2 separate regions of the Homo sapiens genome follow, and region 1 is linked to region 2. A link is a contact called in ENCODE Hi-C or POLR2A ChIA-PET data. All regions are on one chromosome and are shown on one strand. Each heading gives the region's core, a stretch centred on a gene start or an enhancer-like site at or near the end of the contact. The rest is flanking DNA. Distances are from core to core; before and after follow the strand shown.

The links. A loop is a pair of places that touch in the nucleus more often than their neighbours do. ChIA-PET counts read pairs that join two places held with the same protein, here RNA polymerase II (POLR2A). Pooled maps may share reads with other maps.
Region 1: a loop to region 2 is called in a map of colonic mucosa, with 3 times the contacts of the local background. The contact joins two enhancer-like sites. A Hi-C loop is called at or near these places in 2 of 168 maps with a recorded cell type or tissue (colonic mucosa and posterior cingulate gyrus) and 3 of 50 pooled maps. POLR2A ChIA-PET finds 5 or more read pairs at or near these places in 5 of 52 experiments (BJ, Caco-2, HEK293T and 2 more).

The regions. Positions count from the first base shown.
Region 1 is chr16:12,176,623-12,179,604 of GRCh38, reverse strand. The region is part of intron 13 of SNX29 (sorting nexin 29); the gene reads right to left. Among named protein-coding and RNA genes, the nearest start is that of SNX29-AS2, 190 kb to the left of the region's middle. Within about 2 kb of position 1,289, at least 3 of the 41 ENCODE cell types and tissues checked have a DNase peak (open chromatin) inside an H3K27ac peak, as active enhancers do.
Region 2 is chr16:12,119,340-12,122,551 of GRCh38, reverse strand. All of the region lies in intron 11 of SNX29 (sorting nexin 29), which reads right to left. Among named protein-coding and RNA genes, the nearest start is that of SNX29, 140 kb to the right of the region's middle. RefSeq lists an enhancer at 825-1,324. Within about 2 kb of position 1,741, at least 2 of the 41 ENCODE cell types and tissues checked have a DNase peak (open chromatin) inside an H3K27ac peak, as active enhancers do.

The DNA of each region.
Region 1 (2,982 bases), core at 40-2,539, 58 kb before region 2:
AGGATTCAAAAGGAATGAGTAAAGTATATACTGGCCATAGGCTCAGGTAAAGTAGATTTAAAATGAATATTTTCTTAAAATGGAAGAAAACAGGGAAACATATGCCAGTTTGTCTGTTTTTGAGACAGGGTCTCACTCTGTCACCAAAGCTGGAGTACAGTGGCGCCATCATGGCTCATTCAGCCTCCAACTCCTGGGCTCAGGCGATCCTCTTGCCTCGGCCTCCCGAGTAGCTAGGCCTACAGGTGTGCACCCCCACACCTGGCTAACTTTTTCTATTTTGTATAGAGATGGGGCTTCGCCACGTTGCCCAGTCTGATCTCGAACTCCTGAACTCAAGTGATCCTCCCATCTCAGCCTCCCAAAGCTAAGAGTACAGGTGTGAGCAACTGTGCCCGGCCCTCACAAGCCAATATTTTTATATGTTCTTGGCAATTATATTGTTGTAGTAGTGTTATTCTAAAACCTTATAGATATCTACACATAGGAATATATATATACACACACACAGACACACAAACACAATTTTAAAATACCTCATCATTTCACACTGAAATTTCCCATTCAAACTCAGTATTACAGGGTTATTTATTTATGCTATTTTATATTTAACCCATATACAAAGCATTCACATACAAAGCATCTCAGGGATACATGGGATAATACACTTGGAATGATCCATAATAACTCATTTGCTTTCTAGCACAATACAGACACAGCCTCAGAAAAATAATACACTATTACGATCAGAGCAGGAACTCCAGAGAAGCCCATGTGTCATCTAGTCAAATATGCTCCTTCCAAGTCACACATGCACAACTGTACAAAGAAAAGAAAATACTACTCAAGTCGGAAAACTACACACACTGTCTGATACTTTGGATGCTGAAGACAGGCGACCACCACTAAGAGCATTGCGTATGCACGATAACAGAGAGGGCCCGGGCCATACCCTGGAAGGTCCTGTTTTGACTCATCTCTGATCTCCTATACAAAAAGTCAGAAGGCCTATCAAGCGAGCTTCCCAACTGTTGGGGGTTCCATGTTTTTTCCAGGACCATGACGGAACATTCAGGACATCTGGCCCCTTGTGTCCTGGGCTGACTCAACAGAAGACAAAAGCCAGGCTGGTTTTGCGAAATCTGGGGACAGCTGGGTGCCGTCCTGACTGAGGGTTGCATTCCATGGAACAGAAAGCAATACGTCTCCAGCATCACACTCCAATGAGCATGACTTAAACCTCCCACCTCTTCTGGCTGCTAACAGTTTACATGCCTCTCCCAGCACCGGCGCCCTTCCAACATAACCACCACCCCCACATCATAGCAAATGGAAGGAACATAAGCAAGGGAGCCCAGAGGAACCCATCAGCCCATGCCCCGGTCCCTGTAACCACGAGATGCTCATCCTGCCAGGGTCCCTGTGCGTCTTGTCCCCTTGAGCCTGCAGCATCTGTAACCTCCAGCCTGGCATTTCCTGCCCTGGCTCCCTCCCCCATGTCTAGTGACTATTGATCATATGAAAACTAAGATGACATAGAGCATTTACCAGCAATGTCTGAAACAGTGAGGACAACGAGGTCTAAGACAAAGTAGACTACGGGTTATCACTAGCCAGCTAACCATCTCTGCACAACAGCTGGAGAAAAGCTAGACAAAAAACAGATGCCAAAAAACTATCATATCTAGGCACAGAGTGTTCTCCCAACAAGAACCTAAGCTCCGTGAGGGCAGGGGGAATTTCATCTGATTGTCGGACTGCTATCTCCCCAGTGTTGAGACCAGCACCCCGCCCACAGCAGGCATTTGGCAAATATTGACTGATTGAAGTTAACACTGTTACAGACAAAGCACCAGATACAGAATTCATTCACTCATTTTAAAAGACTGGAAAAAAATAATTGTATACTGTTAATATATAAAAAACCACTGAATTGCATAGGTGGGTGGGTGAATTGTAAGAGATGTAAATCCCATCTTAATACAGCTATTAAAAAATTCACAATAATTAAGCATCTATTATATACCAGGCATTGAGACAAGCACTGCAGCTGTGAGAGAATATGACAGTCTGCTTGTGAAGATGATAGGTGTAACTTTCATTAAGACCTACACAGATAAACACACACACGTGGGGACAAAGACCACAGGAGGGTCATGAGGACCTAGTCACATCTCGATAATTAAAATGGAGCCATAAAAATCATATAACTGGCATCACATACAAGAATGCTAACGATCCAGCCCAATTCCACTCTCCTCCTACTACTTTACAGCTAAGTAAACTGAGGCTGTGAGTAGGAAAGCAGCTAGACACACCGACACAGAAGTAAAACAGAGAAAAACCTGAACTCAGCCAGGCATGGTGGCTCACACCCATAATCCCAGCACTTTGGGAGGCTGAGGTGGGAGGATCGCTTGAGGATCTCTTGGAGTTCAAGACCAGCCCAGAAAACACAAGGAGACCATGTCTCTACAAAAAGTAAAATGATTAGCCGGGTGTAGTGGTGTGTACCTCTAGTCTCTGCTATTCAGGAGGCTGAGGTAGGAGGATTGCTTGATCCCAGGAGTTGGAAGCTACAGTAAGCTATGATTGAGCCACTACACTCCAGCCTGGATGACAAATTGAGACTCCATCACAGAAAACAAAAAACAGAAACAAAAAAAAACCCTGAACAGCCCGACCCCAGGACCTGCAAATTTTCCCCCACACCACACTGCCTCAGTCATAAACCCTAGTAAAATGTGTATCCCCAGGTTGTCAAATTCAAATCACTGAGAACAAATGAGAATCAACATTTGATAGCAACACTCAGATGTAGCCAATCTCTTTCACAATTCACACTAAAACAACACACAGACACATCCTTTGGTATCCATGGGGTATTGGCTCCAGGACCCACCTCACATACCACAGTCCAAGGGTGCTCAAGTCCCTTATATGAAATGGCACAGTATTTGTAAATAGCCTAAACACATCCCC
Region 2 (3,212 bases), core at 492-2,991:
TTTCCCAGTGTCTGGAAGGCCTGGCCCCCTCCCTCACTCCAGGTTGTCCTTCAAGCTTCTGCTTGGGGAGCGCCTTTTCTGAGCATCTGGGGCTTGCTGGCTATAGCAGTCGTGGGAGTCCGTGGGCCTGCCCTGTCTTACTCTTGCCTCCGCTCAGAGACTCAGCCTCCACAGGCCTCCAGTCCCACCCACCCCACTTGTAATCAGTGAGACCAAGGGTACCTACTGACTCAAACCAAGCCCATCATGTAGAGTCTTCCAGAAGTTCAGATGTGCCACAGGCTGACAAGAGACGCGAAGGAAGGTGGCGACAGAGGCATCTGGCCCAAGAGCAAAGAGTTCCAAGTCACTCCACCACGGTGACTGTGGAGACACACTGAAATAGTGACTTGCCGAAAGCCAAGTGCTCAAAAGACCAGTTTAATAAACCCATCCTGGCCGGGCACAGTGGCTCACGCCTGTGATGCCAGCACTTTGGGAGGCTGAGGCAGGCAGATCACTTCAGGTCAGGAGATGAAGACCATCCCAGCCAACATGGTGAAATCCCGTCTCTACTAAAAACACAAAAATTAGCCAGGCGTGATGGTGCGTGCCTGTAGTCCTGGGTACTCGGGAGGTTGAGGCAGGAGAATCACTTGAACCCGGGAGGCAGAGGTTGCAGGGAGGTGGAGGTTGCAGTGAGCCAAGATCGCGCCACTGCATTCCAGCCTGGCAACAGAGTGAGACTCCATCTCAAAAAATAAACAATAAATGAATAAATAAACAAACCCACCCTTAAATGAAACCCTAAACTGGGCCCAGGACCCCTGGCTGGAGGCTCCTCTGTCGCCATGTACAGAGGCCTGGACAGAGACAAATGCAGATGCAGCCACAAGGCAGAGGGCCACCAAAAAGGGGAGCCAGCAAAGCCCTTCAAGGCAAGCCCACTCAGCCACAGAGAAAGTGCCGAGTCTGGCAAAGCGGCAGGTGTTGGAAATGTCAAGCGCTACTACAGAGCCCTGTAGCCTAAGGTGACTCAGTGAACTCCTCATTCCTGCCTTCGTCTCCTGCTGCACCACCACAGCCAAGGCGGCTACCCAAGGGCCAGCGGGAGAAGTGCGGGCCGACCTGCAGTGACCGCATGGCCACAGGGAATAAAGCAGTCATGCACAAATGGCCATGCTGGCTTCTGCAGGACTCTCGGCTCCCAGGCTCTGGGGGAGCCCCTATGGGGTTCTGTGCCCTTGTGTTCTAAATTGGCATGGGTTCTGTGTCCTCACAGCCAAACAATCCAAGTAGAGTTCAGTGATTCCCATTGCTCTTCATATGCACCTCCACGAAAGCACACTGTCCCCTGGGCTAGAGGTGCCCATCTGCACCTCTGCCCACCAAAGCCCCACCCCCAAGCCTGTGGGTCACTTGAGTACCGGGGCCCCAGTGCCCAGCACAGAACACACGTGAGACCTGGTGAATGATCAAAGGTAAGATGCGTAAGTGAATTGATAAACAAATGAATGACTGACAGTCGCCCACTGCTAAAACGCCACCCTCAGCTCCAGGAACTGAGCATGGGATGAGCTGGACAGAAACGTCAACCACGTTAATCATAAGTTCAAGGCCTCGGCACAGAACACTAACCAGCAGGTTCACAGCTGTAATTTCTTGCCCCAGTGACAGAGATTCAGGCTCCCGTTGAGCTTTTTCCATTATGCATCTCGGGAATGCGACAGGCATGGGGAGGAGGGGACACGGTCCCATACATCATTACCATGACCTCAAACAGGACGAGCCTACAAAACCGTTCCCCTCCTTTCTCGGCAGTGACCACATGAATGCTCAATTTCAAAAACAACAGTGGAGCAGGGACCAGCCTCCAGTCCCCAGGGACCCAAACATAAACACAGACACACAGCCAGATGACGCACAGGCCCATTCACACAAATGATTACGGCCTCGGAGGCTGCTATATAAAGCAATGAAACAGTGACACCAAGGGAGGGGTGAGAGGCGTCTCTTCTTCAGCCACTAAAGGCCCCCAGGGGGGGAATTATCCTGAGACTCATTGATCTTCAACTGCCTTTTCAAAATTAAAAAGGGAAGAGACTGCTGACTGCGATGACTAGACAGGGTGACGTGTGGACGCATGTGTGCGCACACACACTCTCTCACATATATACATAGATCTGTGCAATAACTCCCTGGCTTTATATAGCATCTTTTTCCAAAGACCTCAAAGAGCCTTTACAAACACTCCCCTGCGGCCCATACTCAGCTATCTTTAAAGACAGAGCTCATGAGGGCACATGCACAAATAAAGAATGTTCCTCTACAGGGATGGACTTAACCTACATCATCATTTTTCAAACTTAACATCCTGCTTTTTATATCTTTGTCTGCCTACCCACTCCCTTTCCTTTTATCTCCAAAAGAAAGGATAAACTATATCGAGCTCTAAAATGTAACTTTTAAATTACTCAGGCCCATTCTAACTTTTCGTTCTGTTTCTCTCTCCTGCCACCCTCCTCCCCTAGCCCACCCAGAGTTTCTATTCTTTTCAATTTGTTAAGATAAAGGAGGAAAAAATGTCCCAAGACCCCTTCGCAGGGCTCAGATGGCCAGTGGTTACCACACACTGCCTGTTTCATACACACCCAGCAATGCGAGAGGCACCTGAAATACACGATCTCATGTAATTCTCACAAGGTTTCTGAGAAGCAAGCATGATTACACTTGCTGTCTGAATGAGGCAACAGAGACCAGGAGAAGGGAAGTGACTTGCCTCAGGCCACACAGCCAGGAAGTGGCCAGGCAAGGACCCACACCTGGTCCAGCTTGCTTGAAGGCCTGTCCCCCCAAGCGGGCAGTGCCAGGCCCAGCCCGGCTCCTGGGAGGCAGCGCACAGCCTCAGGACTCACACCAGTTCCCAGGGTGTGGCCTCTGGCAGTTCTCCCAGTCTTTCTCTGTCCTCTTTTGGAAAATCAAAAGTGTGATTAAATTCTGGCCCTTTCCAGTTTTAGAACTATGGTTTCTACATAATTATAATCTCAAAACAGAAAACACAAATGTGAGGCACTCATGGGAATGGGATGGAAAATGGAAGAAAGTCACAAGGTACAGAAGAAAAACCCCTTGCAAAATCTTGATAAGGTTCTAGATCTTTATTAACTTTTCCAGATTTGTAATTTTTTGGTTTTCTCTCTCTTGTTCATGTGCGCACTCTCAAACACAAACAC